2 separate regions of the Homo sapiens genome follow, and region 1 is linked to region 2. A link is a loop called in an ENCODE intact Hi-C map of the cell type or tissue named here. Cell type or tissue: CD4-positive, alpha-beta T cell. All regions are shown on one strand. Links, peaks and the distances in the headings refer to the core of each region. The heading gives the core; the rest is flanking DNA.

Region 1 (4,398 bases), core at 139-4,138, 1.3 Mb after region 2:
TGGCTCACGTTTCCGCAGGCTGTACAGGAAGCATGATTCTGGCCATCTGCTTGGCTTCTGGGGAGGCCTTGGGAAACTTATAATCATGGCAGAAGGCAAAGGGTAAGCAGGCATGTCTTACGTGGTGGGAGCAGGAGGAAGTGGGGGGAAGTGCCACACACTTTTAAACAACCAGATCTCATGAGAACTCTATCATGAGAACAGCATTAGGGGGATGGTACTAAACCATTATAAACCACCCCTATGATTCAGTCACCTACCACCAGACCCCACCTCCAACACTGGGGATTACAATTGAACATGAGATTTGGGTGGGGACACAGATCCAAACCATATCACTGACATTACTAGTTTTCTGTTTATGGTTTATCTACCTCATGTATCTGAAAAACTTATTGAGAACAGGTTCAGGGTTTTACACTTTGTATTCCCTATAAAATATCTTGAACATAGTAGGTGATCGAGAAATATCAACCAGTTAGTGTTTTCAGATACAACAACAGAAAACCCTACTCAAAATGGCATAAGCAATAAGGAAAATTTATCATTTCATTTAACAGATCCAGAGGCAGGAACTTCAGGGTTGATTAAGTCTTCAACTCAACAATGTCATTATTGTTTTCACAATTCTTCTTGGTCCCTTCACAGTGCCAAGATGGCTGTGCTGTTACAGGTTGTTATACATGTAGAAATAGCATCATTAGGATAAGGAATTAGACATTTTTTCCAAGACATTTATTTTGGAAAGAAACCTTCCCTGAACACACTCTAACCCCAGGAAACTTGTGTCTCATCGGCCAGAACTGTACCACCTACCATTCCTCTCTAGCCAGGGAAGTGGTGTTACCTTAATTGGTTGAGAGAAGTACATGCACATGTGCAGGTGAGCAGTCCGCTGCACAAATTCCAGACTCTGCCAGCTAAAAAACAAATAAGCAAGCAGAAACAAAATGGGGGAGGGAGGATGGAGGAGATTGGGGTAAGAGCTAATATTTATTGAGCACTTATATATACCAGTCATTGTTATAAGCACCTTTGATGTATTAACTCATTTAATCCTCACCACAACTTAAAAGGTGGGAGATTATTATTATCCCCATTTTGCACATGAGGTAGCAGGTGCAGGATGAAGTAATGTGACCACATAGCAACTACCAAATGGTGGAGCAGGGATTCGAACCTGGTAATCTGGCATCAGAGCTCATGCTGTTAGGCACTGTGTATGTCTCTTGCTCAACCAAAAGTATTTACCTGAAAATATACGTTAAATTATTAAAACAGTGTCAGAATCATTCTGAGTAATGGTGGCCCTATTGATTCCTTCCACTTATACATGCTGGGGAAGTCAACTTTTGCTCCCTTCGAATGAATGAAAGGCAGACAGGGCAGACAGAAATACTCATTGAGGGCCAAGCCTGGGTGGCTCACGTCTGTAATTTCAACCCTTTGGGAGGCTAAAGCAGAAGGATCGCTTGAGCCCAGGAATTCGAGGTTACAGTGAACTATGATTGCAACACTGTGCTCCAGCATGGGTGAGAGAGTGAGACCCTGTCTCTAAAAAGATAAACATAAACTCACTGAGAGAAAATGGAATGCAGAAGCCTCACTGATAAGTTCTAATATAAACACATTAGTACCTGCTCTTGAGTCTCTCTCTTTTCCAATCTAGCGCATTCCAGGAAAAAAAGAAAAAAAAAAGCTTTATTCAAATCTTATTCCATTCGAGATATTTCTCAAATTCAATGTGCACTGGGAACTAGCTTGTTGCTTTTAAGTGAATGTATGTGCCCAGTGGGCCTGGATTTTAAGTCCCTTTGGATTTTCTGTGCTATTGAAGGCCACGAGCACATCAGCTCTGCATGTGTTTCTTTGGAGTCCCTCTCCAATTTTTTTCTCATCTCATTTTGTTGAAGCCTATTTTAAGGAAACGAGGGACACATCTTTCTTAACATGTAAAAGCCAAGAAATGTGATTCATTTCTCCTTAAACTTCATTTTAATGTTCTTATGTCCCTAATTTTTTTTAGCCATCTAAATAAGAGGAACAGAATTTGAGGCCATGTCAAATCAACTTGCCTCAGACTTTAGCCCCTAGGTCAGGATTTGTGGTTAACTTCTCAATTCCTGGACATATTTTTAAGTTCCTATTTTTTTCTTTTGGGCTACGATGCTTTTTAAGCTTTAAAGTAGAAATGGTAGATGCAAACATTTGAAGCTGTAATGTCAATACTGGTATTCTAAAAGTTAAAAGCAGTTAACATTTATGTTTTTGGCTGTTCTCAAGACATCTTAAAGTTCCGTGACGTATGGCAGTTTGGCTGAGATATGAGGTTCTATGTTATCCTTCAAAGCTGGAGGCAAGGAAGTGGTAAGGCAAGTTGCCTAGCTGGTGGGTGAGCCTCACCAGTCACCTTACATCTTTATCTCAGCATAGCTTTTTTGTTCTCTGTTCCTTATTGCCTACACAGTAACTGTCATGAAATGATTAAATAGAGCAAAGTCAAAACTATTTTTCTTTGTGTAAAAATGGCCCCAAAAGAAATGCTGATGATGGAAATGAAAAGGTTTAAGAAAATGTGTCTTAGCCCCCACCCAAAATCCAGGATAAATAAAAAAAAATAGACAGTAAAATTTAGAAGAGCCCAGCTCTGTGACACAAATGACTTTATATGTAGTAATGCAAGCCCAGAGAGGCCCTAGCCCTCTGGAATTGTGGACCGTCTTTTCCTTTAGAAGCACTGTGGGATGACTTGAGCCTCGCAGTCCACTAACACCCCACTTTTAGTACCTCTACCCCATTTCTCTACATTTTCCCCAAGAAGTTACATTCTCCCACTATGGCTGCTTTTCTATGAAACTCTCCATCAGCCTGCCGGTCAGGTTGGTCCCTGGGCATTGCTGTCAGTCTCTAGTGCTGTCGCCACCTCCTCCATCCTTCTGCCTTATGCTAACCTCACCCCACCTGGTTCCTTTTTCCCCACAGCACCATCCATGCCAGCTGATGTGGAACAAGCTTTGCTTAAGGCTTGCTGGCAAAGAGGAAAGAATTATAGCACAACACAGCACAGCAAATAGCTTAAAATGACTGGACGTGACCTCTACCACAGAGAATTTCTCCTTGTTGACATTCTCTTCAGACCTGTTTTTGGCAGAGGATATGAGTATAAGTTCTAGGCTGACATCCCAGCTCTACCAATCCCTAGTCATAGAACCTTGTAATCCTCCCCAGTCTCATCCTATGTCTGTAAATGGGGCTGCCAATGTGCCTCCCTCCTACAGTTTTTGTGGGGGATTAAATGAGGTACTCTGTGCAAAGCAGGCATCACAGTGGCTGATACATAGTGACTGCTCAATAAATGATAGCTGTTGTTATTATGAAGATTATATGGGCCAGGCTCTCCTCTTTCTTTCTAAACCTCTAATTAGCAACACTGCGGCCTCTCTCTCTCTCTCTCCTCTCTGCCACCCACAAACACACACACACACACAAAGAAAAACAACTCCCTTATATCGAATACAGCAGAATCTTTGAGAATGAGTCTGAGCATCAGTAGTCCCAGGGACTAGGGTTTGAATGTGTTCTCCAAAGTTCATGTGTTGGAAACTTAATCCTCAATGCAACAGTGTTGAGAGGCGGAACCCTTAAGAGGTGATTACATCATGAGGGCTCTGCCTTGGGCTTTAATACCCTGCCCAAGTTTGCCCCCACCTAAGAGATTCTAATTTCATTGGTCTGGAGTGGGTATCAGTATTTTTAAAATCTCCTCCAGATAACTACAATGAACAGCCACTGACCTCTGCAACCTGCTGTTATCAATTCACTTTTCTTTCCCACCAACCCTCTATTACTGTAGTAATGCACGTTTCCCAGACAGTCCTATTAAAAGAATCACCTGGGATATGTCTTAAAACTATAGATTCCTGAGCCCCACTCTAGGCTTACTGAATCAGAACCTGCAGCAAATTTTTTTCCAAATGCCTAGATGAGTCTTATCAGGCAAATGTGAGGAGCATTAATCCAAGCTATCTTAGTCCATTCTCAGTTGGTTAATATGTATTTTATTCATTTATTTAACAACCATTTAATGAGCACCTAATATGTTCCCAACATTTCTTTAGGTGCTAGGAATACAGCAGAGAATAAGATAAAGCTCATGCCCTCAGAGATAGTATGTCTAGGAGCAGAGTAAACAAGCAACAATTTAATTTCAGATAGTAATAAGTGTCATAAAGACCACAGAGCAGGAAAAAGGCCAACAGGTGATGTGGAGGTGGGACAGGCCGTTGTTCTAAAAAGAGTAGCCAAGGAGGGCCTGTTTTCAAGAAGTCACATCTGAACAGTGAACTGAGTAATAACTGCTTACAAATTCCATTGCAACCACACTTATATAATTTTTAT
Region 2 (4,398 bases), core at 252-4,251:
GTCTAAAAATTGAGAGGTTTCAGGGAGTTGGAATTTGAACTTTATCCAGCATTCAGTAGGTGCTCGACAAAGATTTGACACTAAATAGATCTGTTTGGGTCTTGACAAGTGGCGACATCAACAAAAAGTATCTGCCTACTGCATACAGAGATTATCATTTGATCTGTGTAGTTTCTAAGCCAGGTTCAGTAAAAACAATTGGTTTGAGAAAGCTTTTCATTTTCCTAAGATGTCTGTATTCGAAGCATGTTGGAGTGTTGGAGTTTTTATTTTATCAGGTCACATGTTAGATATTTTTGTGAGAATTTAATACGAACAAAGACCACATACACAGCACAAGGGTGGTGGTGTTGAGATGTAAGACAGGAACCTCCCGCTGATCAGCCACAAGGCCCTTTAGGGGAGGGGAGGCACCACAGTCACCAGAGAAACCCTGCTTCATGTTCTGTCATTTTAAACTCTTCATGTTTATTGTTAGATTTCACATAAGCCTCAGCCCTTCTTCTCACTCAAAGTTCTACATGTTGTGTAGCAGTGTTGCTTTAAGTTATCTTAAAACAAATTTAAACTGTTTTCACTTTGAGAGTGAATTCTACAATTTCTTGAAAGAACTGAAGACATTCTGGGAGGTAAAATTAAACAAAATAGAACAGATTTAGTCATTTATCTTTTGCAAACTGTAATGCTAACTTGAAGTGTCCTTTAAAATGTGGTATATTAAGCTCTTCTGAATGTCTGGAGTTTATATCTTCTCAGGAAACCAGTTAATTAGTATAAACTTGAGGCCTAGAACAATGCTTCATTGAAACTATGAGGTGTGCTTTAAAAACAGACAAAAAAAGCATTATGCTGGAAATGCTGTAGAAAGGATTCATATGCCAGGTGACAGTTCCCTTTCAATAAGCAATAAAATCTTTGATCGATATTTTGAAAATCTGGTCCCAATTCATATGCAATTCCTTTTCAGGATCACCAAAGATTTAGCTGGCATTTAGCATTCCCATGGGCCCAGAAAACCCACGCTCCCTTTGATTTTCTTTCTAATTTTTACACTAACTTATTTGTAAACAAATTACAAATAATGCTTTTAAATGTTAACATGGCTTTTATATTCTTTATTCTGTTTTCAGCATTATTAGAAATTTTTCTTATTCTGCTGCTTAAGTTAGTGCTTCTCTGTGGTAATATAATTTTCAATAGAATTCAACTAACACTGACTATCCACTCTGTTTCAAGGTCTTGGTCAGTTTTAGAGTAATTAGCCTCAAAAATTAGGTTTTGGATTTTTTTTTTTTTTTTGAGACGGAGTCTCGCTCTGTCATCCAGGCTAGAGTGCAGTGGCATGATCTTGGCTCACTGCAACCTCTGCCTCCTGGGTTCAAGCGATTCTCCTGCCTTAGCCTCCCGAGTAGCTGGGATTACAGGTGTGTGCCACCATCCCTGGGTAATTTTTTTTTTTTTTAGTAGAGACGGGGTTTCACCATCTTGACCAGGCTGATCTTGAACTCCTGACCTCGTGATCCACCTGCCTTGGCCTCCCAAAGTGGTGGGATTATAGGCGTGAGCCATCACACCCAGCCAGGTTTTGGATTTTTAAATGAGATATACTGGCATGCTTGGCTATGTACAGTGATTTATTCCCTAAATAAATACAAGTTTACAATTGAATTCAGCTATGTATAGTGACAGCCTGGCATTAACGCTACAAAGTTAGTGTTATGAAATCTAGAAGATTTCTGAGGAACAAAAGTGTTTTATGCTACCAAAAAATTGCATATAGGGTAGTGGTGGTGGAGTGAGAGATAATGTGTATGATTTTTCAAGAACTCTTCCAAAATGGTTCAGTGATTGCATAACCCTTTTCAATGCATGCTCCATTTATTTATTTTTCTATTTCTTTCTTTCTTTATTTTTGGAGACAGAGTCTCGCTCTGTCACCCAGGCTGGAGAGCAGTGGCCCGATCTTGGCTCACTGCAACCTCTGCCTCCCAGGTTAAAGCGAGACCAGCCTGGCCAACATAGCAAAATCCCTATGGCCACGTGCCACCATGCCCAGCTAAATTTTGTACTTTTAGTGGAGACAGGGTTTCACCATATTGGCCAGGCTGGTCTCGAACTCCTGACCTCAGGTGATCTGCCTACCTTGGCCTCCCAAAGTGCTGGGATTACAGGCGTGAGCCACCAAGCCCGGCCTTTTTTTTTTTTTGAGACTGAGTCTTGCTCTGTGGCCCAGGCTGGGGTGCAAAGGCATGATCTCGGCTCCCAAGTAGCTGAGACTACAGGTGCACACCACCATGCCTGGCTAATTTTTTGTATTTTCGGCAGAGATGGGGATAACGTGACCTCAGGTTATCCACCTACCTCGGCCTCCCAAAATTCTAGGGTTACAGGCGTGAGCCACCGCGCGCAGCCAATGCATGGTACCTTGAAACCCACTTCCTCCCTTGAGCAAAATAACCCACAATAGGAACAACGGTTTTCTTTGTTTTTGCTGTCTTCTTATTCCTTGTTACAGATCTTGAGACAAAGCAATTAAAGGTTTTGTTTTGTATATATTTTTGTAATTAGATTTTGGAATTCCACTTGTGTTTACTTCTCTTGCTTTAGTTGCTTAGTCCCTTTAAAAATCCCTAGGATCTAGTGGCCAAGGACCACAAAGGGAAGAGGTCACATTCCTCCTTTCTTCCTCCCTATAATCTCATACTGGGAGGAACTGATTCTTCTCCTGTGATGCCTCTAACAGGCTTCATTGATACCTCAGATGAAAGAGTCCTATTTTAGGAACATTTTTTGAAAGTAAGAAAGAAAGAGGAAAAGGAAAGACGCAAGCTTGAGCTGGTATATAAAATGACTACTTCCAGGTAATTTTCATTTCTTCCCCAAAGAGTTCTCAGGTCTCCATGACTTGGAATGCTTCATAAGTCATCTGTTGTTCTGATTTTACAGCTCTTCAGTTTTATTCATGGCTCTATACCCAGTGCCTTGCATATAGTAGGCACCCAGTGAATATTTTTCAAATCAATGAATAGTTAACTCTAATCTCAGTTCTCTCCAAAATTAACTTATTGGTTTGTCTTCTATCACTTGCCTCAAACTGAAATTTATTTCTTGCCTCTCTCAGGCTCTTTGATACCAGCAAGGCCTGTTGGAAAGGAGAAGTTCAATAATTTCCCATATTTGGCTAATGACCAAACAGCATCTGGTTGTAACAGAGAGCTAATTCTTGGTACCTGACCTATATATGTATTAATGATCACCTACATTGCAGTATCTCCACCCAGAAAATAACAGAGCAGCAGCATAGCAGAATGATATAAAATATTAGCATGGAATCTGGAAAGAGAATCAACTCTGATGTCTCTGAGAAGGAAAAACACTGTGTAACCTCTTGGAAAGTCTCTCACAGGCTTTCAGTGCAAGCATGTTCATTCCAGAGAGCCAGAAAGTTCAACTTCAAGAAAGAGTCTCATGAAACAAAATGCAACATGAATTTAACTTTCCTAGGTGCCACCCATTGTGGACAGGCTCCCATGGTGAGAATGATTCCAGCTAGAGAAAAACCCTGTGGCAACAGCAGGTCATACCGCAGTGGCTCCAGCGCCAGGAACTCTGACAGGGGGCAAAAGTTATGTCAACATGTTCTGGTAGCTCCACTGTCTAGGGACCCGGGAGAAAGAGAGTGGTTAGGAAAAACACAAGCTGCATAAATAAAGGGAGAAGAATGACAGGTTATGCCTAAGAATAGAAAAAGAAATATCTCAAGGGTCATAGTGTAGTTGAGCTGAGTCTATGGTCAACAAAACATCATCGCGGGGCACAGCTGAATGCTGGCTTCTACTCACTCGCTGAGAAGAAGCGAGCTTTGACAGAATTCACTGTGCCATGTCATTTCACTATTTAGCAGTTTCTGAATTTTTTTTTTTTTTTTTTTTTGAGATGGAATCTCTCTCTGTCACCGAGACTAGAGTGCAGTGGTGCGATCTTGGCTCACTGCAACCGCCGCCTCCCAGGTTCAAACGATTGTCCTACCTCAACCTCTGGAGTAGCTGGGACTACAGGCGTGCACCACCACACCCAGCTGATTTTTGTATTTTTAGTAGAGACAGGGTTTCACCACGTTGACCAGGCTGGTCTTGAATTCCTGACCTCAGGTGATATGCCTGCCTTGGCCTCCCAAAGTGCTGGGATCATAGGCATGAACCACGGCGCCCAGCCAGTTTCTGAATTATTAATGCAAAGCTCTGAGAGGGGAGTGGTCAAAATGATAACCTGTTGAGAGAAGAGAAGCAGCCACGAGGGGGTTGGAGAGGATCATTCAGCTTTTTCGCATGGAAGCGGGAGAGCTAAATGCTTACTTATGGAGAAGAGACGAGTTGGCAACAATGGTGAAATTGTGGT

The links. Hi-C counts contacts between places; a loop is a spot of excess contacts. Peaks named below come from ENCODE experiments on the same cell type or tissue, not always from the same donor. Only the 100,000 strongest peaks of a DNase experiment are listed, where the experiment ranks them.
Region 1: a loop joins it to region 2, with 4 times the contacts of the local background. A loop is called at or near these places in 2 of 110 quality-filtered maps.

The regions. Positions count from the first base shown.
Region 1 is chr5:75,058,047-75,062,444 of GRCh38, reverse strand. No RefSeq gene overlaps it. Among named protein-coding and RNA genes, the nearest start is that of GCNT4, 7.7 kb to the right of the region's middle. In CD4-positive, alpha-beta T cell, for the core only: no CTCF peak of the experiment used is centred there; a DNase peak (open chromatin) is centred at 2,344; H3K27ac peaks cover 3,021 bases.
Region 2 is chr5:76,389,225-76,393,622 of GRCh38, reverse strand. No RefSeq gene overlaps it. Among named protein-coding and RNA genes, the nearest start is that of IQGAP2, 12 kb to the left of the region's middle. In CD4-positive, alpha-beta T cell, for the core only: no CTCF peak of the experiment used is centred there; DNase peaks (open chromatin) are centred at 392 and 2,422.